Linked DNA regions of Mus musculus: region 1 is linked to region 2. A link is a loop called in an ENCODE intact Hi-C map of the cell type or tissue named here. Cell type or tissue: left cerebral cortex. All regions are shown on one strand. Links, peaks and the distances in the headings refer to the core of each region. The heading gives the core; the rest is flanking DNA.

The links. Hi-C counts contacts between places; a loop is a spot of excess contacts. Peaks named below come from ENCODE experiments on the same cell type or tissue, not always from the same donor. Only the 100,000 strongest peaks of a DNase experiment are listed, where the experiment ranks them.
Region 1: a loop joins it to region 2, with 6 times the contacts of the local background. A loop is called at or near these places in 1 of 42 quality-filtered maps.

Annotation. Positions count from the first base shown.
Region 1 is chr7:34,773,298-34,785,454 of GRCm38, forward strand. All of the region lies in intron 1 of Chst8 (carbohydrate sulfotransferase 8), which reads right to left. Among named protein-coding and RNA genes, the nearest start is that of Gm38987, 33 kb to the right of the region's middle. In left cerebral cortex, for the core only: no CTCF peak of the experiment used is centred there; a DNase peak (open chromatin) is centred at 5,318; H3K27ac peaks cover 820 bases.
Region 2 is chr7:34,693,426-34,705,582 of GRCm38, forward strand. The region is part of intron 2 of Chst8 (carbohydrate sulfotransferase 8); the gene reads right to left. Among named protein-coding and RNA genes, the nearest start is that of Gm12781, 40 kb to the left of the region's middle. In left cerebral cortex, for the core only: no CTCF peak of the experiment used is centred there; a DNase peak (open chromatin) is centred at 6,662.

The DNA of each region.
Region 1 (12,157 bases), core at 4,138-6,637, 79 kb after region 2:
CTAAGCCCAGCTCTGAAGATGGTCAATGAAGGCCCCCAAAGGAAGGCAAGGTTTGGAGAGGCACACACCGAATGGAAAAACCGGGATCCCCAGGCAGGAGCCTTTGTCCCCTGGCAACAATCACTGCGACGCAGTCTATTCAATTCCCTTCCACACCATGGTAGTATGTGCAGCAGCTTTTGCAGAGACCACATTAGAGAAGGCAGAGTCACAGGGAGGAGGGGACCTCAGTGTCTCCCTTTCTTGAACACACACAAGACCTTCTCTTTGACATCTATAAGGGAGGCTGTGGTCACTCTCATCCATCCCCATCAGCCCCCCCCCCCCTGTTGTTTTAGGATATGAAGTGTCACTAAAAATGGCCAACATCTCTCCCCTGACACAGGGGCATGAATCAGTACATCTTCCGTGCTTTCTCTGTGGTATCGATTTTTTCTGAGAACGGAGGCAGATGGCTCCGATATGGCGTCGTCTAATATCCCACCCCACCCCCACCCCACTTGATTTATAGATCCCTTTGTACATTACCTGAACATAAATGAGTCTAGCATCATTTCTCGCACGCTTGTCAAATTAAGGTAAGATATTCTTGTTGACCTTTAAACCTTCAAAAATAAATTAAAAAATAAACCAACGTGGCTGAGACATTTTGCAGCAAGAACTATAAATGAGCCAGGCTCTCGGATGCCAATTAAGAGGATGTAATTATGAAGGGGATTGTCGTGTGTGCTGCGGGTAATGATTTAATTTTAGTTTTAATGCGTTCACTCAATGGAGGAAAGGAAAATAAGCTGGTTACGAATCATCTCGTGAAAGAGCCGAGAACAACTTGGCACCATTTGTTCCCTAATTTACCAAAACGGGAAGGAGCTGGGGGTGCTTGGCACTGGAGCCTTCCAGGAGGAAAGAACACTTTGGAAAAGGTGCAGAAAGAAGAAGCAGTGGCGGGAACCAAAATAGAGACAAGGTGGCCGTTTGCTGCGATGTTACCAAACACAGCCAGCGCCAGCCCGTTCTCGTGGGGCTGGGTGAGGGTGTGAATTGGATCCGATTTCCTGCAGGGGAGGAATTCTGCTCAGGGGATACATTAAGCCTTTCTCCTCTGCTGCTTTTTCCAATGTCCTTCCTATAATAGCCAGTCTTGGGTCCAAGAAAAGGGTCCCTGGGTATTAGGGTTTGAGTGCAGACAGTTCCCCAGGGGCTCAAGTGTTGGGACAGTTTCCAGGTGGTGGCAAAGTGTCTGAGGTGAGACCGTTTGGATGCAGGGTCAGGGGGCTTCTAAGTAATTAGCCAAGTCTGAGCTCTCTGCTCCTTGACGTCAGATACGACGTAAACTGTGGCCTCGCGCTGCTGCTGGCCCAGCAATGAGCATGCTTCCCACTGCCATGGGCTGTGTCTTCTCAAAGCAGTGAGCCAAAAATAAATTGCCCCCCCCCATTGCTTCTTCCAGGTGGTTTTCCCCCCCCCCCCCCCCATGAACAAGAAAAGCACTCATATGCTATCTGCAGCAGGTGATGTCTACTTGCGGCTGACCACTGGTCTCCGTGGACAGAAAGGTACACAGTCTCTTAGTATCTCCACCCACAAACACTGTTATTCAAGGCCAGATGACGCTCTCCGTACTGACCTGTGCCAGCCAGTGTGCCAAACACAGGTGCACAGCCACCGTAAGAAGCACCTGGCCTGTCAGGCTGGCTTTTGGCATCTTCCAGATATTTGCACAAGAATATCCTGTAACCATCAACTTCTAATTAAGTCTGTCTTCAAACCTCACCAAGATAATGTGAGGGGCCCTGTATGGAGCCCCCGCCCCCCGCTCTGACCTGATTGGTGATTGAGAACTTCCATGCCCGCCCCTCCTTACCTCTGCCAATGCTTGCAGCCTCCTGCCTCAGCCCCTCCCACTTCCTAAACTCTCTTCCCTTTTTTATCTACAGTGACCCTGTTCTTGTCAATACAACCCTCTCCTGTCTTCATGAACTGCTAAGAGCTACCTTCCTTCTAATCCAGTGAACTCCAGTGACACCAGGCAGAGAGGATTCTCTCAGGGACGACAGAGTGAGACCGCTGGAGCCCTCTGTTTCCTCACTGTTAAGGATTCAAATATGAAACAACGTCTCCCACAGGCTCATATTTGAAAGACGGTTCCCGGCCTAAGGCACTATTGTGGTGGGTAGCAGAACCTTACGGGGTGGGAACTAGTGGGAGGCAGTTGATCCCTGGGGCCACTTTTGGCACCCTGGGGCCACCTAATGTGAACTGAGTCCCCTGCCAGACCTTCCCTGTCACGGTGGACTGAACTCTGAAACTGCAAACCAGAATAAATATCTAACTCTGTGAAATGTCTCTGTTGAGTATTTTGGTCACAGCGGTGAGAAGCTAACCAGTGTATTCACCCATTCGCAGGTGCACACGCGTGCTCCCTCATACACAGCCTGATAGGCTTCGGTGGATGTGGAGGAAGGAGGCCCCTGAGTTTCCTAGTCCCGTGTTATGTGTCATTTGTTTAGGCCAAGTGGCCTATCTACAGTCATGTGACTAATTAACATGTAATTAACATTACACAGTCCCATGCTAATGACCTCTCCTTGTTCTGCAGCCCACGCTGCCTCGATATCAGCCCTCTGAGCCACCAGCTCACACGTGATCCTCGGGAAAGCCGAGTGAAGCATAGCAGTTCCTGACAGTACCAAGGAGGCCGGGGATGCCTTCAGCCACAGGCCTCTTCCAAAACCTGAGAGGAGGAGGTCTGCTCCAGTCTGAGTTCTGAGGCTCCCCTTGGGCTCTGCGAGACACTCCCATTGAGCCTTGTTTTATCTCTGTATTCTGAGTGCCAGTCAGACGATGCAAACTCCTCAAACTTGCCAAAAGAGTTGCCAAGGTCCCTCCCAGAGGCTCTCTCTGCCTCCAGAGGCATCGAGGAGCCAGTCCTCAAAGACACACATGCATATCCATATCAAAAATATTAATAAGGGCTGTTCTTCCACATGACCTGGGTTCAGCTCTCAGCACCCACATGACGGCTCACAACCATTTGGAGCTCCTATTCCAGGGGATTCAGTGTCCTCTTCTGGCCTCGGAGAGCACCAGGCACACATATGATAGAGACATACATGCAAGCAAAACACTCAAACACATAAAATAAAATAAATCTAATAATAACAACATATAAAAATGATCCTATAAATAATAATGATAAATAAATTTAAGTTCTATTGCTGCTCTTCAGCAAAACCATTTGCATTAAAAGCCTGCCATAACCAACCTACTTCCCACGTCCCTGTATCATTATACCCCTCTATGTCCAGATCAGTCAAACCAGGAACCCACAAATGATGGCCCATGGATCAAACTTGCCAGCCACCTGTTTCCTTGACTAAACTTTAATGTTCATATTTGCTTTCTGTAGGACTGGGCCCTTAGGCTTGAACCTAGGGCCTTGTATATATGCTCGGCCAGCACTCTACCATGGAGTCACGCCTCCAGCCCTGCAAATAAACTGGAACTGGAACAGAGCCACACCCACATGTTCCCCGCTCCATCCAGGGCTGCCCTCATGCTGCAGTATGCCAGCCAAGCAGATTCAGGGGAGACCTGCTGTCTCAAAGCCCAAGATTTTGCTTCAGCACCTTGCAGAGAATTTTTGACCTATGGCCTAAATTACAGATACAATTTCTTCATAAATTACCTGTCAATTAAGTTTTAGGGTTGCCTGTTAAACTTTGGGTGAGCCATTCAACACACTCAAAGAAACAAAAGCAAAATGCCAGAAGCTGAGGGTAAGTCGTACCGATTCCCAATCACAAATCCATACACGAGCACACAGATAAAACAGTCCCACACGGAAAGCCTTTGAGCAAGTCGATTGCAGGGAAGATTCCTTTGAAGGTTACGCCCACCTCAATCCACTCCACAGGGACCATTGGCAGAATCCTTCCTGGACTTCGATCTATACGGGTCCTTACAAATAGGAATGCAGAGGACATACAGTTGTGGCTTTTGTTGCATATGTGGGCTTTAGCCATAAATTAATTACATGTATATAATATATATGTAGTGTGTATGTGTGTGTGTGTATGTGTGTGTCTGTCTGTCTGTGTGTGGAGAGACAGCTCCAAGGTTAAGAGTGCTCACTGCCCTTTCAGTGGATCAGAGGAGTTTGGCTCCTAGCACCATGTCAGGTTACCACCTGTCATTTCGGCTCCAGATGATGCCCTCTTCTGGTCTCTGTGGGCACCTGCACTTACATGTGCACATATTCAAATATAGACATGCATACATACACACACACACACACACACACACACACACAGCCAAAAACAAAATAAATCTTGGGGCTGGAGAGATGGCTCAGTGGTTAGGAGCACTTGTTCTTGCAGAGGACTTGGGTTTGATTCCCAGCACCCCCCCCCCCCGTCAGGTGACTTACAACTGCCATTAACAGGGACACACACAGTGCGCAGACATACATGCAAGCAAAACACTCGTGCACATAAAATAAACTAATTCAAAACACATTCCTCTTTACAGACTAGCTCTTGGATCTCTTGCCCAGGTGGCACAAGCAGACATACTAAATGCTTCTTAGCTGTCCAGAAGATTCCAATGACCACCCCCACACACACACACACCAGATTCATCATTATGTTTAGCATAAACAGCCCTCCTTTTCCCCAAAATAGTACCCACTCTGCATCAACAGCAGCAACCTAAGGGAAGAGGGATTTGTATGGTTCAGTTTCAGAGAGTTACCGGCGGGTGAGGTGGAGGCTGGGGGGGAAATGGTGTTCATGGAGACAGGTGCGCACAGCTTAGACTCCACAGGCTTGGCAGGCCGGAGCACAGAGCTCCCTCCATCTCCATCCCTCATTTCTTCCAGCTCAGCCCTGCCTGAAGCTTTCCAAAATACCCCCATCAGCTGAGGGACCAAGAGTTCAAATAAATGACCCGGATAGGGACGTGTTCTCTAAATACAGAAAAGCGTCCTGCAGGTCATTTTGGAAAGCAAGCCATCAGCAGATGAACTGAAGGTCCCTGCCACAGATCTTACCTACTGGAGGATGTCCCCTCCACCCGTGGGCTCGGAGAGTCCTGTCAAGGACCCGCAGCCTTTGCTGGCACAGCCCCTATGATCCACAACTCCAAACACCCCATTCAAAGACTCGATTTGAAAGGAGAATCACTGTGAATATAAATGACTTTCTCAGAAGCTTGACTTTTAAAAAAGGAAGACGGATCTGGCCCTTGCAAATAAAAAACAGATTGAGAAGCTGAGCTTCGTGGAGTGACTTAAGCAGGCATTCAGAGTTGGCACCCGCTGGGAACAGTGCGGCAAACTCGGAGCTGGAACAGCAGAGCCCGGGGCCTGGCTCAGCAGCAGCCTTTCCTTCCCACTTCTCATTTGCCGCCTCCTCCTCTCCTCCTCCCCGCTCCCTGTACCCTCATATCATCTCTGCTTAGAAAACCCTCAGTGAACACCTACTGTGTGCTGGTTAGTGTGCCCACACCTGGTTGGCCCTACAGAGTTCCCAGTGATACCGATGAGCAAGGGACCCCAGTGTGTCACCTTGTCTGGAACAGGGGTGATGCCTGACGGGAGGCAGAGGCAGGGGAGGAGCGGTGAAGCACACTGCTCACACAGGTCTGATGGGCAGCCTGTAACCAGGGGAGGGACATTGGGAATATTTCCTTTTCAAGACCAGCCCGGCTGCAGGTGGAGAATGGAGTCACGGGGGTCAGCTCTCTGGTCACTGTGTACTCTGGGTGGGAGTGGACAGAGGAAATAGCAGAGAGCCCGCAGATAGCTAGAGCAGAGGCTCCAGAGGCTGCCCGGGAGAACCATGCTGGGCATAGGTGCCATCTTTCTTATGATGGCCCTGCTATGTAACCCTCTCTTGGAGAAAGACAAGGACCCTCGTGGGGTGGGGGCTGCACTCCTGAAGGTGACTTTATGAGCATAGACATGAGCTATAATCCACCCTGCTGTGCTGATGACATGCATGGGGCTAAGCATAGGGTTTCCCCTCAGTGGCTGTTCTGGGAGGAGGGGTCTACAGTGAGAACTTCATGCGTGGCACAGTAATCAATGCACTCCAGTCCCTGTTGGGGTAATGGGCATAGGCTCTGCCAACTGATGACCCCCTGATACTACCCAGTCTTTAGAAGAGACCCTTCCCATGATGCCGGACAATAAGATGGAACCACAGTGGTTGTCCCCATCATGTCTGTCCCCACGGGTCATCCCCCACCACCAAATCTATGGTTCCCCCTCCATGGTTTCTGCTAGCCATAGTCAAATATTACCCGGAACACTGCATAGTTCTGCAAACAATTCTTAGGTCTCAAATGACTCATATACGATAGTGTTATAGTTGTCATATTATTAGTTAGTATTAATCTCTTGCTGTGGCCAATTTACAACTTAAGCTTTATTATAGATATGTATGTGTAGGGATAAAAATGACATATATAGTGTTTGGTAACATCCCAAGTTTCCAGGGTCCCCAGGCTACAAACATACAGTCGGGGCTGCTTACTACCACACAGCCCTCTACACCCACCTTCAAGGCCAAGGGTGCTGCAACTGTGCCTTCCCACCACACACTCTTGTCCACAATGTCACTAATTCCACGTGAGTGGGAAACTGAGGCCGAGGAAGGATGTGAGCCGCATTCCAGTGAATTATTTTCGTTTGTGGAAAAACAGAAGCTGAAGGAAAGGCGGAAGGTATTGCTGCTTGTTTAATTCCTTTTCTTCCCAAATTCCCAGCAGAAGGATCAAAGAAGCATTCAAATAAGAGAACAAGGTTGGGCCTGTAACCACAGAGGGGAGCTGGTGTGTTAGGTTTCTGATGCTGTGACAAAATGCTCTCGACAATCAACTTAAAAAGAGGAAAGGTTTATTTTGGCTCCGGGTTGTAGAGGCGTCAGCCCATGTTCATTTGGTATGGAGGTAGTGCGGCACATCATGGTGGGAGCGTGCCATAGAAGCCGCCCGTTTACCTCATGGCATCCAGGAAACAAAGAGAAGAAAAGATGGGGGCTTACACCCCAATATCTCCTTCCACACATACCCTCAATGGGCTACTTCCTCATTCCCACCTGTTAATGGTCCAGCCACCTCTCAATAGCACCAAGGGTAGGACAATGAGCTTGTAACGTGTGGGCTCTTAGGAGACACATATCCAAGCCATAGCAGTTGACTGGGGATTGGGAAGGGGGAAAAAATCCTTGAAAGCCACAGTACAGAGATTTGGGCAGCTACTCAGAGGTTAGGAAGCTGGCAGATGCAAAAGCCCAACTCTTAGAGGCAAGAAGGAACTGGGAGGAAGCCAGGAGTTATTCCCACAGAGGGAACCTGCCAATACTTCACAGCATTTCACAGCACAGCATTGAAGGCTGGGAAGCAAAGGTAAGAAGATCAGGACAATATATATATAATGAGTATAGTGTTTTGCCTACATGTATGTCTGTGTACCGTGTGTGTGTGTGTGTGTGTGTGTGTGTGTGTGTGTGTTCCTGGTACCCATGGAAGCCAGAAGAAGACATCAGATCGATACCCTGAGACTTGAGTTACAGACCACTGTGTGTGAACCCCTGTGAGGGTGCTGGGAATTGAACCCAGGTCCAATGAAGGATCAGCTAGTGTTCTTAACTACTGGGTCATCTCTCTAATCCCTTTTTTTTTTTTTTTGAGACAGGGTCTCACTATGTATCCTTGGCTATCCTGGATCTTGCTATGTAGACCAGGCTAGCTTCAAAATCACCTACCTCTTTTTCCCAAGTGCTGAAGTTAGAAGTGTACAGCACATTTTAACATACTTTAAATAAGCAAATTATATGATTAAAATTAAGCGAGGATGAGCTAAGAAGTGGCTGCTCATGTCTGTAATCCCAGCACTCGGGAGAGAAAAATGTAGGAAGGAATTCACAGTCGATCTGGGCTCTAGAGTGAAGCAAAGACAAAACAAAATTAAGTGAAAAGTACTGAGGGTTAGGACCTAGAGAGATGAGTCAGAGGTTAAAGTGATCATTGTTCTTACACGGGACCTGAGTTCAGTTCCCAGCATCCACAGCAGGCAGCTCACTACCACACAACTCCAGTTCCAGGGGCCTGGTGCCCTCTTGTGGTCTCCATAGGCACTTCACCCATGTGCACTTACCCCTCCTCCACAGAGACACATGTGCACACACAATTAAAATGTTTTAAACATTTAAAGGAATATAAGTAATCTGATCTATAAGATCTGGCTCTCTTTCACACTCTTTTGTGTTCAGCAAACAGAACACATTTTTCCCCAATTGCTCAAAAATTATTTTGAAAACTTGGTTTATGTTGGACTACAAAAAAAGAAACCTCAATAGAAGTCATTATCTAACCAAAATGCAATAAGATCGAATATTAAAAAATGACAGGGAAAAATATTGGCTATGACATTGTTTTTGATGGAAGAAAGTAGAAATTATACACTCGACCTTCCCTGGGGAAAGGAGAGTCCTGTTTTCAAAGGCTCGAAGATGGAGTTAAAGAGCCAGGAGCCAGAACTGAGAGTTACAGCATCACAATCGCAAGCAAAATCAACAACACCGTCATCAGGCCAGATGATTCAACAAGTTTCATTGAGACTTGGAATGATCATGGGCTTAAGAGAAATGAAGGGTATACAGAAGATTTGAGATGCACAGTTTATGCATTGCCTGCATGTACATGTGTAGAAATATATACATGTATATGTAATATATTCATTGGAGAGACTGGCTTGTTGATTAAAAGCACTGACTGTTTTTCCAGACCACATGGGTTCAGTCCCAGCACCCACATAGCAGCTCCCAACCACTTTTAACTCCAGCCCCAGGGGATCTGCAGCCCTCTTCTGGCCTCTCTGGGAACTGCATGCACATGGTGTACAGACACATGCAGGCAAAACACTCAAATACATAAAATATCTTTTTAAAAAGTGATGACAAACTCCATGCCCAGTCACAGTACACTACAAATGAAATTTAGATCACATCTCTCCCCATGATGCACATGTCAGCCATTTAACATGTGTTTTTATGCCTTTTGACATCAGCTCTAAAACCAGGATGCTTCTAATAATTGAGGAGACATTAGAGTTTAAGTAGTGCTGCCCCTCCTTTTTTTCCCACTGGTACAAAAAGATAATAATGTGCCTTATAATCGGCAGCATTTTAGATTTCACGAAAGTATGGTAATTCTTCAGAAATGTACAGGATATATTACTATTGAGCTGGAAATTAATAATAAAAGAAAAATGGGCGCTCTCGGGTATTCTGAACACTTCTCTCACATCAAGGAGGAAATAAAAACAGCAATTTTAGACTATGAAAAATTATGATAATGGCAACTTGTGCCCATCAAAACTTATGGAATGTAGCCAGAACTCCGCTCGGAGAAAACTACTGGCTGGAGTGTTACATTCATGTAAAAAAGAAAAAAGATAATAAATGACCTGGACGCTCAACTTTTAAAAATGTGAAAATGAGCAAGAACGGCAGTCGTGACAGGTATTTAAGATAATGAGAGAAAGTGATGCCTTTCAGATGTTCAAGGGAAGATAAATGAATCTAGCGGCTGCCTCTCACAAAGGCCAAAGAAACAGACCAATCTCCAGTAGGGTTCTAATCAAGAAACGAGAGGTCCCTAGCATCAGGGGTGGGCATCTAGAAGGCTGTATAGTTCAGTGGTGAAGCACCTATCTAGAATCCCTCAGTATGGGGTGGGGTGTAGCTCAGCAGTAGAGTTAGTACCTACCATGCTCAAGGCCTTGGGTTCAGTGCCTAGCAGTGCAAAAAGAAAAAAAAAAGAGTAGAGGGGAAAACATGAATGGAAAAGAGATAATAGCACTGTGCAGAAAAGCTGTTACAATGTAAGAATGCCGCAAGAGATTCTAACTTTTCGATTGAATGGATGGTAGTCTTAGGAGGTAGAAGTGATACAAACTGACTTAAAATGTGGGAAATCTGAATAGAAAATCAAGGCATGAAACATGCCCCACCCTAAAGGCTACATTGTCCTCCGCTAGCTCCAGCCTTCGAGGAAAAGATATTTTCTCTCCCATTTAAAATGTTCCAGAGGATAAAGAAAGCAGAAAAACTTCCTAATTAATTTTATGAATAACACATAACCCTGTTTCTAAAACCTGCCAAAGATGAAGGAAAAATAAAATCACAGACTAATCTTGCTTGTTACTATAGATGCAGAAAGTCTAAATAGAAGGATCACATTAGACACACATAGCCTGCTTGGCACCGGCCCCCTGCACCAAGGCACAGAACTGCTGGGTAAAACACAACGCAAAATAATTACATACATACTTACAAGACTTCTGTGTTGTAGAGGATAGGAGAGAGGAAGGGGAAAACAGGGAAAGATGTGGAGGAAGAGGGGGGAAAGAAGGAGGAGGGGGAAGAGAAGGAGGAGGAAGACAATGAGAGCAGGCAGAAGAGAAGGGGAAGAGGAGAAGGAAGGGGAGGAGGGAAAGTGAGAGGAGGAGGGGACAAAGAAACAGGGAGGAGGAGGTGGGAAAATGATGAGTGTTTACAAGGCCCCAAAGTATAGAGGAAAGACCCAGAGGTGTCCACAAGTGGATTCGATGCAGCCTGAACCCCTGTAAGACAAGGACTGGACTGGGCTCCACAGAGTCTGCTACCTCAATTTGACAAGAGCTAGACTCACCCTCAAGCCAGGCCTGGTCTCAGACTCATCTCCTCGGGAGGCAGATGCAGGAAAACCAGGCCTTCATTCCAATCCCTGCAACCCACACGGTGGGAGGAGAGAACTGATTCCCGAAAGTTATCTTTTGACCTGTGCATGTGTGCATGTGTACACACACACACACACCATACACACACACACCATACGCACACACACATATATGTAAATGCACTCACTCACTCATGCACACACTCACTCACATACACTCATACGCACATATACACATCTACTATAAATACATTTTAAGATGACAACAACAACAACAAAAAAAAACCAAATTGTTAACTCTAGGGAAAGCAGGGGAGAGATGCTGTACAAAGGGGAAATGTCTTCTGGAAAAAAAGGAGTCTGCACACACCCCTAGCCTACGCTGTGGCTGTGGAATCCTGTGGGACACTGGTATCCACCCACCCCCACCCCCGTGCCAGAAATAACAGGATAAATAGATCCCAGACCTGTGCATGCAGGCAAACTCCGCAGCAGAGATAATTTCCAACTTTGACAACGCAGGAAGCACAGGGATACCATTAAAAAAAAAATCCGTACCAACCTTAAATTAGTCTGGATAATTTTTGCTTCTGTAGAATAGTACATAGAAGCCATAATCCACACAAGGAAATGACTCACGGTGAAGCCGGTTGACGAGGAAGCAGACCAGAACCCGAGCTAAGGGCAGAATCTGATTTGCATGAATTTACTTATTGTTTATGTGAAGATTTCCATTTTAAACCTTTGAGGGTACAGATAAACTCAAGCTAGGGAAGGCGGTTCACATCGGTAGTGGCAGAACTCTGGAAGGCTAAGGCAGGAGAATTGGTGTGAATTTGAAGCCAGCCTGGGCTATACATAGTAAGTTCAAGGCCAACCCAGGTTGCATAACAAGATACTGCCTCAAATGAATATATTTTTTAAGAAGAAAAAAATCAAAGCAATAAAGAAAAGACAGGAAATCATAAAAGGCAGGCATGTAGATTTTCAATATCTCCACAGAGTCTCAAGAAATGAAAACTTCAGTGATTGGAATTTCAAAAACACATTTTCAGAGATTAAGAATAGACTAGTTAGCAAAGTAGGAGACGCTGGCACCCAGATGAATCCGACATAAACACGCAGGTTACACAGATGGGAAAAATGAGACTGCAGTGATAAGAGATTGGAATAAGAAAAGCCCCAAACAACGTCATTAATCATAGATACTGTGGCAGCAATGCCCCCCTGGGGACCCTAAGGAAGCTAAGTGCCTTCCAGATAATTTGCAGTAACAGGATGTAGGCAAAGAAGGCCGGGTCAGCACCAGGTCCCTGCTGAATCCCACAGCACACTGAGAACCAAGGCTGACTGTGGCCTGGGAGTGATCTTAAGCACTTTGCATATTTAAACCTATTTCATTCTCTCTATGACCTGGGAGTTCGTTAATACA
Region 2 (12,157 bases), core at 5,493-7,992:
TGACTCTTCATGTACAGCAGAGTTGATGTATCTCTCATGGGAGCTGATTGGAAGACTTTCATGGCCTAGAATATCAAAGCAAAGGCAGGATGCCCGTAAGAGGACAGCGTTCTGGATGGCACAGGGGTGAGCGATCCGTATGTGTGTTATGATGGGAATCTGAAATGTCCCCTACAGGCTCGTGTTGGTGGGTTCTTGTTCCTTAGCAGGCAATGCTATTTTGCAGGCTTTAGGGAGGTAGGTCGTGGTTGATGGATGTAAGCCACTAGGGAATGGCTTTTGGATGTAATGATCACCCTAGTTCTGACCCTCTTTCTCTGTTTTCATGGACTTCCATGATGTGAAAGGCCACTGCCTCACACTCTTGCTGCCACAGGGGGAGTTGCTGTGCCCTGCTGTGACTTCCCCTCCAGATCGAACGAAATCTCCTGGAACCGTGGACTCAAATCCACCTTTCCTCTCTCCAGTTGTTTCTGTCTAGATTTTCTCACAAAATGCCATGAGGATCTGACCCTGGATCAGGGTGCGCTTAACTGGGAGGTGCTGGGGAGCTTAAGTGTACCATGTCAGACACAGTTAAGCATAGATAATGGGGAAGGGCACATGGCAGCATGCTGACGGCAGGTGGGATGGTGAGGATGGTGTGTGGCGGTGCATGGCGCATGCGTATGAATGGTGCATGGTAGTGCATGGCGCATGCGTGTAGGTGGTGCTTGCGGTGCATGGCGCATGCGTGTGGCAGTGGGACAGTCTATGGATGGTATGCCGATGGCGGTGGTGAGGGATGGAGATGGATGGTGGGTGGTGGTCAGAGTTTTTTTGTTTTTTTTTTTTCCATTTTTTATTAGGTATTTCGCTCATTTACATTTGCAATGCTATACCAAAAGTCCCCCATAGAAGGGTTTAAAATGGGTTTCAGCAAGGGCTGGTAGCAGAAGGCCATACAGCAAGCACCAGCATGGGGGGCTAACTATACAGCCACAGGCAGGAATTAGTCTCGTTTTACTGGTTGACGGTACTGCCTCTGGCTGTGGTGTCCCATAGAATTGAATACAGGAAGCTTGGGGCCCCGATCTTTCAGGCCTCCAGGATACTCAGGGCAAGCATTTGGAATCTTTAGAGCAGTGGCACCTGCTGAAGGAGAACATGAATCCCCCACTGACCTGCGTGAGCCCTCACTATAGAACCCTGGCTCCTGGGAAAGACGGCGCTGTCCTTTTTTTTCCTCTGCAAACAACCCCCCCAATGTCAGAATACAACGCTCCCATCCATCTTTGATTAAAACAGGTAGAAGAAGGAGAAGCGCTGTTTGCTTTATAAAGTCTGGCAAATTTTGATAATGAAACCTTCCGAACATCAAGTTCGGAAAACCTTCCTAATTCTAGGCAGATAAGGGATAATGGTAACGTATTTCAACTTCAAAAGCAAAAATAACCTTTTATCACCGAATTTAACAATGTTGCCGGCGAAATATGTTAGGAGAATGTAAAATGCTATTTAAATGATAAAATGCGCTGTCTTGGACCGCAAGGATTTTAATTGCCACCATCAGAGTCCAAACACACTTCCTTACCGAGCCTGACAGACGCAGCTAATGACAGGGTGTCCATAACGAACAACAGCGAAGGAAAGGGTCATTCCTGGCTTCTGTCCTCTCTCTCCCTGGGGAAGCATCCAGTTCGACAGCTGTCTGGGCTCAGCCGCACTCATCAACATCGGTGCCTTGTGAAGTATGAATCCCCTCAGATATTAATATTAATTAGCCATCACATTAATATTAATCAGTTAATATATACTTCCCATGACAACAAGAGATAAAGGAATCTTATTATGTGGTGGATCAGAGAACACAGAATACCTAAGTGGATTTCCTTAGAATGCACAGCATTAAAAAAACAAAAACAAAAAAACCCGCTAACCCTCTTAGGCCTGTTGTCTCTGCAGAAGATAGGAGCTGGGGATCCATGTAGGCAATGCAACACACATGCCAAGTCCCCGTGGAGGTGAGTTCTTTTTCACCCAGCTAGCAGTGGGCAGGCATCGATGGCCCCCACATCCCTTCCTCCTGGGGCTCAGGTGGCTTCTGCAGTTCCCCATTCAAGCTGTGAGCAAGGAGGAGACAGGGTGAGCAGGCTCAGAGAGGTCAGTGGGGAACCCTTCACTGCCCACAGTAAAGCACTGTGTTCCTGCCTCCACTCACCATCCTCGGCCTTGGTGGAAGGGAACACCAGTTCTGAAGTTGCTCTTTTGGGACACAAAGGTAGGGAAAGACATGGTGTTCACTAGCTTTGTGGATGGCTCTTGGCTTTACAATCCCCATTCGTAGGGTGCTCTGTGCCTTACTGTTGTTCTCACTGCTAGCTTGGTGAGCTGCTGAGCTGAGGTCTAGGCCACGTATGACTTGGTGTCTTGGGTTTAGCCGTTAGCCACCACTGTCTGTAGGCGTCCAGGGAAGGAAGAGTGGAATGGCCACAAGGAGGGTCCAATGGGAGTTGGGGGACAAGAAAGGGTCACGATAGGTCTCTCAACAGAACCCCCAAGTCACACTGTCAGAATGAGTTCTGGACAGCCCACACTAGGATCTCTGGGGAAGACCAGGTTGCTAGGCAGGGGGCAGGGCGGGGAGGATTACCTACCTGCCTGCCTGCTTGCAAATGCACATCTGCACAATTAACATTTTAAGCACTAATTATTTTACTTGGGCTGCTAAGTCTGAGGATCCTTCAATTTCAGTTTAATTGGAGAAAAATGGTCATCAGTTATTGAACAGCAGGAGGGAGGCTCCATGCTTCCTCAACACGGAGGGGCAGAGCTGCACCGGGGTGGGAGCAGATGGGGTCGGCTATAGCAGCTGCGCAGCTGGGTATGGTGAGGGTGCGGTGGGTGGGGCAGGAGGACCTCAGCACCCTGCCCCAGCACCGTCCCTAACATCTGCTGGGAAGGCTTGCTGCCTACGTTAATGACTTGCCATTTTTGTCTTCCATTTTGTTCCATTTTTCAGTAACACATCTGGTTGATACATATATCAATCGCATTATCAAACGCAAAAGGAAATGGGATTCCTTATTAAAGGAGACCTCGTAGCTTCTGCACAACCCCCTTGGACCTGATATTAATCTGAGCTTATAATGAAATCCTCAGGCACTCCCCACCTGGCTGGCAGGGCCAGCAGGGCTTGTATGAGAGACACAGGTGCCTGCCCGGAGGAGGGGCTCTACCTAAGGGGCATCGAACATCCCTGTGTGCTAGCTAGTGCACTCCAGTGCCTCTCCCCTGTCTTGATTCATAGGGTCTCCTGGGAGAACTCTGAGGCTTTGATGATCACAATAATGGAACACTTTGACTTCTGCCAACTTCGGTCCTGTTTAGAGAGAGACTCAAGCCTGGGCCCCTGATGGTGATAATAATGTGATTCCTTCCCAGTGTCTTGGCTGCTGGTAGGTGTGGGGATGTAACTGTCTCTTGGTAGCCTTCAGGATGGGCTGGCCTGCAGCCTGAGGATGGAACTGCAGAGCTGGGTGCCTGGGACACAGGAAGGTGCTCACTTGTGTGGCTGGCTCCTCCTCGGGTCTAGACTCTGTGGTTCCGAGGAAGGGTTTGTTCCAATGAGGGAAGAGCAGAAAAGTCAGTCTCAGTGCACACTCTTGCTGGGAAAGGGAATTTTGAGCCCCAGAGGAACTGAACTCAGCTATGAACTATGAGGGCAAGAGGCAGGCCATGCCCACGAACACATTACCCTATTCCTAGAGGCTCTCCCTGAGCCATGCTCTCAGTGATTCCCATGATCCCATTTCCCTACCCCTTCTCAACTCTTTCAAGTTTCTAGATCCTTCCTTGTTGAAGAGAGTTCCTGCTTTCTCAGGCCCCCCTCAGGCCTAAGCCTCTGGCTCATCTTTGAGCATCTTGGCCCCCCAACCACCCCATCTTCCTGGACTGGCTCTCTCAGTGCCCCATCTTTATTTACAGAGACTTTGTCCCTTGCATACTCAGGTCCTGCAAGATCGTGGGCAGGTTAAAGGTTTTTCCAGTCTTTGTTCCATTTTCTGCAACAGAGTCTGTTGCGAGGCAACGGCACGCAGGAGGAAAAGGGATACTTCCACAGCCTGCAGCAAAACTCTACCCGAGTGTGCTGAGAAAGCAACTTCAAAGCTCCCAAGACTCCCACAGAAGGGTTTTCAGCAAGAAATATTTCATTTATGCAAGAAAAAACATGTAATATATAATATTGACACTATGAAGAATAACAGCCGGGGCGGGGATGTAGCTCAGTGGTTGAGCACTTGTCTAGCATGCAGGAGGCCTAGATCCACCATCTAGCAGAAGATGCTAAAATCTACCGATGTCTCTAAAGTTCCTCCTGGGTCCTCTAGGAAGGATACCTCTCCCATACCTGCCAGGAGTACCATGTCCCCTTTATTTCCCTTGAGAAAGGTCTCATAGACCAGGCTTCAAACTCGCTGTGTAGCTGAGGATGGCCTTGGACTTGATCCTCCTGCTGCTTCTTCCTGAATGCTTGGATTACGAGGGAACGCCAACATGCCAGGTTTGTGGGGTGCTAGGAATTGAACCCAGAGTTTTGTGTATGCTAGGCAATCACTCCACTAGCTGAGCTACATCGCCAGCCCCCATTTTTTGCTTTCTTTCTGAGTTTATTTTTTTCCATATTTTACTTCTAATCAGCTTATTATTTCTTACACGGGGACCTTAGCATTGCAATCAGTAGAGATACTTAACACTACAGAAGTTGGCAAACGCCACAAACAGCAACCTTCATTTCTTTCCCCCACCCTCACCACCCACCCCACAGAAAGCGTTCACTGGCATGTGAAGAGTGTTAGTCCATTTCCAGGATGAAGTGCCACCTTCCAAAGGAGGAGGCTGCTATCCAAGGAGGTCAAGACTGTGATTAAGGACACAGCTGTGAGCCCCTCAGAGTCTAGCTGCAGTCCTAGTGGTGGGGGATGGGCACACTCCTCCCCCCCCCCTCTGTTAAAGACCATCCGGAGGAAGATCCTGAAGTTTTTAGTAGAATAAATTATAGCCGGGTCCAGATTGGAAGTGACCCCACAAATCTGCCCGCCCCCTCATTTTTTATTCGACGGCTTGCAGTATTTACAGACCATTCCTCGGCGTCAAACACATGCTTACCGGAACTCTTCCTCCCCTGAAATTATTTATGACTTGGCATTCAGGGTGGAAAAGCAATTTTCTCAAAATGTCTGATGTCATGATATATAGTCCCTTTGACATGCATGTGCCCAAATGGATTGCTGGGCAGGCCTGTCTCTCCGTGGCTAGGACCCGGAATTAAAAATGGAGAGCCAATGTAGCCCAGTGGATGCAGCCAAAGAAAACGCTTGGAGCATTTCATAGGAGAAATGGTGAAATGCACCAGTCATTTGGTGGGATTGTTTTCTCAGGGTCCTTTGCTAGAGTAACTGAAGTTTACGATCCTGGCTCATGGAGTCCACCTATGCCTCCTGTTTGAACCTCACCAGGGTCACACTGCCTGGGTCGCTGAACGTGGTGCTGCCAAGCTGAAAGAAGTCCGACAGGTGAGTGGATGCGTGCGTGGTAGCACATCCATACAAGTAAGAATGCCTTACCTGTAAAAGTAAACCGACCGCCAAGATGCCAGCCAGCACCCAAGTCACCGGCGAAGAAGCAAAGCCCAACACAAAAGAGAACCCGTCGCTGACATGAAATTCTAAAATAGGACAAACTAATTTTTGGTGGTGGGATCAGATCAGTGGTGACCTTGTGGGTGGAGGTGGGGATCTGAGAGAGCAGGGATACGGGGCAGTATTCTAGGCTGAGGGAAATTCTGCGTGCCTGTATTAGGATGACTGTACCTGTCTGTCAAATCTCATCTACAATGAATATGTTTTCTTGTTTACCTTTTATATCTTAATTAAGTTGACAGAAAATGATGTGAACATATTTCAGAATGCTAAAGTGCCAGGTTGTTCTAATTTATTTATTTAATGCTATTTTGGTTTTTTTTTGAGATCTTAACTTGCATTTCAGAACCAAGCGCCTTTCACGAATCCAACAATGTTTGGTTACCATTCATTTTCAATGGTCTTTGCCAGGCAGTGTAGAAACATTGCTGTCTGTGGAGTTTGCTTTCCAGAAAAGTAAGCACTGGGCAGTTCTTGTCCTCTGCGGATGGAGAGCCTGGGTAGCGGCCACTGGAGCCAGAGATGAGCTACAGGGAGGCAGAGACCAGACAAGATGGCGGCAGCCCAGCCAGGCTGCTCAAGGCTGAGTCTCCCTAAGAAATAACTCTGAGCTGCAGGAAGTCACCTCCCCCAAGGCCTCCACTCCCTAGGACCCCCTGCATCCCACAGCTGGTTCAAGTAGGGTTTGCAGCTCCCTTTCCATCCGTCAGGACACAGCTGCTGAGCCATGCCAGCTTCAGAGCTCCTTGAGGGACTAGCTGACTAAAATCACAGCCGGATTTTGGGCCTCCTCCAGTTCCTGCTGCCTTCTCTACCCTATAGGAGTGTGCTCCAAGGTCACCTGCACCTCCACCTTCCTACTCTGCCACCCAGTGCACCTTTTGATGTCCTCCAGCTCCTCCCCTCAGGAGTCTGAGAGTGCATATGCTAAGATGAAAGGTAGGAGGAATGAATTACCACTAGCCAGCCCGTGCTGCAGACTCCAGAATGGGTGGGTAAGAAGAGACAGTAATGCTGCCGTTAGAATGTGCTGCTGGTGAATGAGGCTTACACACCAGTGAAATACGCTGGTGTGTACAGAAATGGATCCACAAATTGAGGACTGTGGGGCAGATGGTAACTTGGACAGTGAATTGCCTACCAACTGCCTCTCTGGCAGCCTGTGAAGAAATTCTCAACTGGGCTCAGTAGTAGAGCCCCTGCCTAGAATCCCCCAGTGAGGGGCTGGAGGTGTGGCTCAGTGGTAGAGTCCTGCCTAGAATCCCCAGTGAGGGGCTGGTGGTAAAATAGCAGTAGAGCACTTGAGGACTAATATTTAAGAAATGGAGAGGGAGGGAGGGAGGGAGGGAGGGAGGGAGGGAGGAAGGGACAAAGAAAGACAGAAACAGAGGTAGAGACAGAGAAAGATGGAGATCGAGTAGGGAGAAGAAAGAGTAGAGACAAGGAGACAGAGAGAGGGAGAGAATGAGCTAGCATGCTTCCCAGGTCTTACTCTAGGCTAGGCTGGGCACCTGACTAATAAGAAATGAGATGTGGAAAAATGAGCTGGAACCTGAGTATTGATGCATGGACATGTTTGTAGACTTCCCAGAGTCCTCTGGGCCTCAGAAGTACCCCAGCCTTCTGCAGTATAGGCTGACTGTTACAGGTCTCTGCTGGACAAGAACATGTGTCCTCCTTAAGATCTGCCCACATGGGCTAGTGAGATGGCTCAGTGGGTAAGAGCACCCGACTGCTCTTCCGAAGGTCTGAAGTTCAAATCCCAGCAACCACATGGTGGCTCACAACCATCCGTAATGAGATCTGACTCCCTCTTCTGGAGGGTCTGAAGACAGCTACAGTGTACTTACATGTAATAAATAAATAAATAAATAAATAAATCTTTAAAAAAAAAAAAGATCTGCCCACACATCCCTGCAGAGCCAGCAACTTGACCCTTGCTGGGGAATTGTTGTGTTGCTAAGGGAAGTAAGGAACGATGCCTGGAGAAAGGTAAAAGATCCAGAAAACAGGCAGGTCAGGAACCAGGAACCTAGACCTTACCACTGAGCGTGCTCTGTGAGAGAACAGATCATGACTTTGGCTGCGGAAGGATGATTTACAGGGGAGCACTCTCCCAAGGAGACGGGCTTTGAGCCTGTGGAATGGATCCCAGGAAAGATGCTACTAGGGTGGCTGTAAGAAGCCTGGGGAAAGGAAGCCCACAGTGCTGATCCAGCCGCTGCTGCAGATGGCAGGCAAAGAGCAAAAGGCTGCCAGAGACAACCCATCCCCAGGGGGACACGCTCAGACTGTGAACGGCTGGAGATCCCACTGAGTGTGTTTGTGGGAGACCTGGCAATATCCCCCTTTGAGTGAAGGGCTAGTATCTAAGAGAGGTTCAAGGCTGAATGTGAAAGATGCCATTAGAGCCTCGGACACCCGGGTGAATGGGAAGGGCAGGGTCCTGGAACAATGGAAGCCAGAAGGTAATGCTTGTCTATGCTAACCAAAGCGCACACTCACCCCACTGTCATCCTGGGGCTCACCTACAGATAAGTAATAGAACATGGCATCTATAAGGATAAAAGAGGCAGGTGACTTACAGGGAGGGTATTGACCAATAAACACACCAAAAAGAAACCCAGGAGGGCTACCAGCAGGCAGACCTCCCAATAAAAAGGCGCAAACCATGTCCCAGACTCAGAACATGACAATCAAGGATGAAAGCAGATCCCTCATAAGAAGCACTCCATGACGTCACAGGTCATGCAGAGTGATAACTTCCTCAATCTCTCTCCAGGGACCTGCTGTTACATGTGGGATACCTATACACTGGGGAAAAGGGAACACTCAACCATCTCTATGATATTTGGTTCAAATTGAGATGTTTCTTGCTTCTTTGGCCCCTGGGAGCCCTTGTTAGTGTGAGGGCATATGAAGGTGGGTGATCAAGTGATCTCCGTGTAGCTAGCTCATGCTGGGCTCATAGACTCCCATCTGGTGGTCATTTCTCCTCTCTTCCTGGAGGTACAATCACAATGGATGCCCGTGATAACTGGCAGTGCTTCTGTGCCATTGGTCTGTGGTTATAGCAATCATAGAAAGGCGTCTTTGCTGAAAGCTTAGAAAGTGACCCTTTGCTGTTCTGTGTTTATTTATTCATTTAGCGTGAAAACATTTCTAGTTTGCTCTAGAGTCACATTCTAATTTTGGTGTTTTGAGGCAGGGTCTGGCCAGGTCGATCAGATTTGTCTTGAACTCTCAAATCCTCTGTTCTTAGCTTCCCAGGTGGTAGATTGCAGGTGTGGGCTACCATACCTGCCCAATTGTTACCATTATTGTTTTAATAAGCTTCCCCCTTTTGCTATGGGGTCTCCTATAGACCAAACTGGTTTCAAACTTACTGTGTAGCTACGGATAGCCCTCAAACTCTTAATCCTGCCTCTCTCTACCTTCTGAGTGTTGGATTCCAGGTATGGACCAACCTATTTATGTGGTGCCAGGGATCAAAGCCAGAGCTCTGTGCATCATGGACAAGCATTCTACCCACTGAGCTCCATCTCCAGTCTCTAGCCCACTCTAGTGTCTCATCTGCACCGTTTGCTACTGTAGAAAGCCTAACATGCCACGGGTAGAATGAGCACAACGCCTAGTTCAGGAGCTGAGGTTACAAGTGGAGTTGGTGTAGACAGTGTCGTGATTGACAGAAGAAGTAACACTCTGGCAAAGGTCTAAGGTCAGAAGAACAAGTTACATCGGAGCAGTGCAGCCCAGGCTTAGGCAGCACCAGAGGTCCCTTGATCACAGCTCAACTGGAAGGAGGAGGCTGTTTCAGGACCACGGACAGCTACCGAAATACCGCTTCTCCTGCCCCCCTCCCCTTCAGGGTCTAACTACCCGCACGTCCTTATCTCTGGCATAGCAGGCCTATGGAAATGCAAGACTCGAAGTCTGCCCTACCTCTCAGCACTAATAACCGATTGGGTCTACAACTGCTTCAGTAGCGTGGGTTGTTCCTTGTGGTCCTATTTGTTCAGAAGCCAAGATATGTATACATAGTGTGCTGTGCAGTGCCAATTCTGGGGGCTGATGTAAAAATAATTTGCCAGTAGAGATCTTCAGTCTTCAGTGAGGAAAGCAGATGGATGAGCATGGGGTAGACTCCAGGGCCCTGGACTTTTTCAGGAGGTGAGTGGTGTGTGTGTGTGTGTGTGTGTGTGTGTGTGTGTGTGTGTGTGTGTGTGAAGGGGGGAGAGACAGGGAGGGAGGGAGAAAGATGGAGGGAGAAAGATGGAGGGAGAAAGAAGGAAGGAGAAAGACAGAGAGGGAGGAGTAGGGAGAAAGAGAGAGGGAGGGGAAGAGAGAGATGGAGAGAAAAGAGAGACACACACACAGAAACAGACTGACTTCATGTTAAAATTTGCTGACCTCTGGTTTGGGACTCCTTGCTGGGCTCTAGTCCCAGTATATTAATCATTTTTGTATGGCTATGATGAAGTACCCGCCACAAACAGCTTAAAGGGAAGAAGGATTTATCTCAGCTGGTGGTTTTGGAGGGCTAGCCATGGTGACTTGGCTCCCCACTTCCCAGCTGGCGGTGAGGCAGAGCATCATGGAACGGGAGGGAGGGTGTGCAGTAGCTGGCTCTTCTCTCAGGGAGCAGAGCAGAGAGACTAGGCAGAGGCCTGACTTCTTCCATCAAGGCCCCGCTTGCTAAGGTCTCTAGGACCTAGCAAAATGGGGCTGCCAGCTGGAACCAAACATTAATGCATGAGTTTAGGATGGATGCTTTATATTTTAAAAACACCAGGAGCCCACCAGTTGGGAAAAAGAGATCTCCTCACCTCTGGGGATTGGGGTTTTCTGCTAGAGAATCTCACATCCAGTTTTCCCATAAACTAACTTGAGGTTTCTCTCTCAGATTCTCTCTCTCTCTCTCTCTCTCTCTCTCTCTCTCATTCTCTCTCTCTCTCTTGATCTCTCTTTTGGTCTCTCTCAGTCTCTCTCTCATTCTCTCTCTCTCTCTATTGGTCTCTCTCTTTTGGTCTCTCTCGTTCTCTCTCTTTCTCTCTCTTTTGGACTCTCTCTCTCTCTTTTCCAGATTGGGTTTTCTCTGTGTAACCCTCCCTGGCTATCCTGGAACTCACTCTGTAGACCAGGCTGGCCTTGAACTCGGGGATCCGTCTCTCTCCCAAGTGCTGGGATTGAAGGTGTGCGCCACCACTGCCCAGTGTACTCACTCAGCTGTCTTAAGAAAGAAAGGTACCTACCCAAGCTCATGATCTCATCTAATCCCAGGATAAATTACAGCCACTCACATCAAACTGACTCAGAAATAATTTAGTGTGTGCGCTAGCATCCTGAAATATTAGAACTGAGGTGATCTTTAAAAGTCAGGGAGTGAGTGTCGACTAGAGGGAGTGTTCTGAGGCGAGACTAATCAGTTCTGAATTCCATTCCACACAAAAGCAGATACATAGTTATTATGTAACTAGCCACTCCCACCACCCAGGTTTCCTGCTGTGATGAGTCCCACAAAGTAAACAAAAGAATTGCTGCCTAATCATTCACAGTGCATGGCGTGTGTGTGTGTGTGTGTGTGTGTGTGTGTGTGTGTGTGTGTGTGTGTGTGTAAATGAACTGCAAACACTAGGTATTTGGGGCTGATCAGATTCTCTGAGAAAGATGGCAAACAGATACTCAGCCATGGTGAGAGGGAGGGAGGCAGGGTAGGAGGGCATTCTTGTTTCTGTGACTTCTAGGGGGGTGAGTGTAGTCCAGATGGGGCTTTAGAGTCGGGGCAAACTGTCTTCTGTTCACTAACACTACATCTTGCCAAAGAAGGGAGAGTCACCACCTGGCTGGAGGCAGCCATGTCTGAAAGCAGGGAGAGGTAGAGACGGGGTGGTTGGAACTAAAAGCTAAACTGTGTCTCTAAATCTCCGTGAACTTGCATTTTTCTTGCTTACTCTGTCTTTCTCTGCAGATGGAAAAGAAACGAACTGTGAAGGCAACCCCACAGCTTCTCATGGTCAATGAGTTTCTGAAGGAGATAGAGGCTGGGGCTGAGCATGCAGCCTGATTTCCGTGGGCACAGCTCGGACTAAGAAGGCCTTCTGGAAGGCTAGGGAAATGGGACCCCAGAGTCTTAAGGAATGGGGCAATTTCCTCACCTCCCCCCTCTAGCCAGAAACAGTCTGTGCAATTGTTAAAGAACTCAGGCTCCGACTCTGCAAAAGAGAACTAATGTCTACAGCTGAGTAACAGCACAAGGGCCCCTTGCTGGATTCTGCTTCATTTAGAGTCAATTACTCTTTGCTTCTAAGAGGACCGCAGCTTTGAAGTAATATGAGAACATATTTAATCCTGCCCTACCTGGGATACCGATTTGTGGCATTTTGCCAAAGTCCCAGGCAGATGGTTTCTAACTCCTTATATTTCTACACCTCTTTCATTTTCCTAATAAATGCAGAGATCAAATGCCCTAAAAAAAA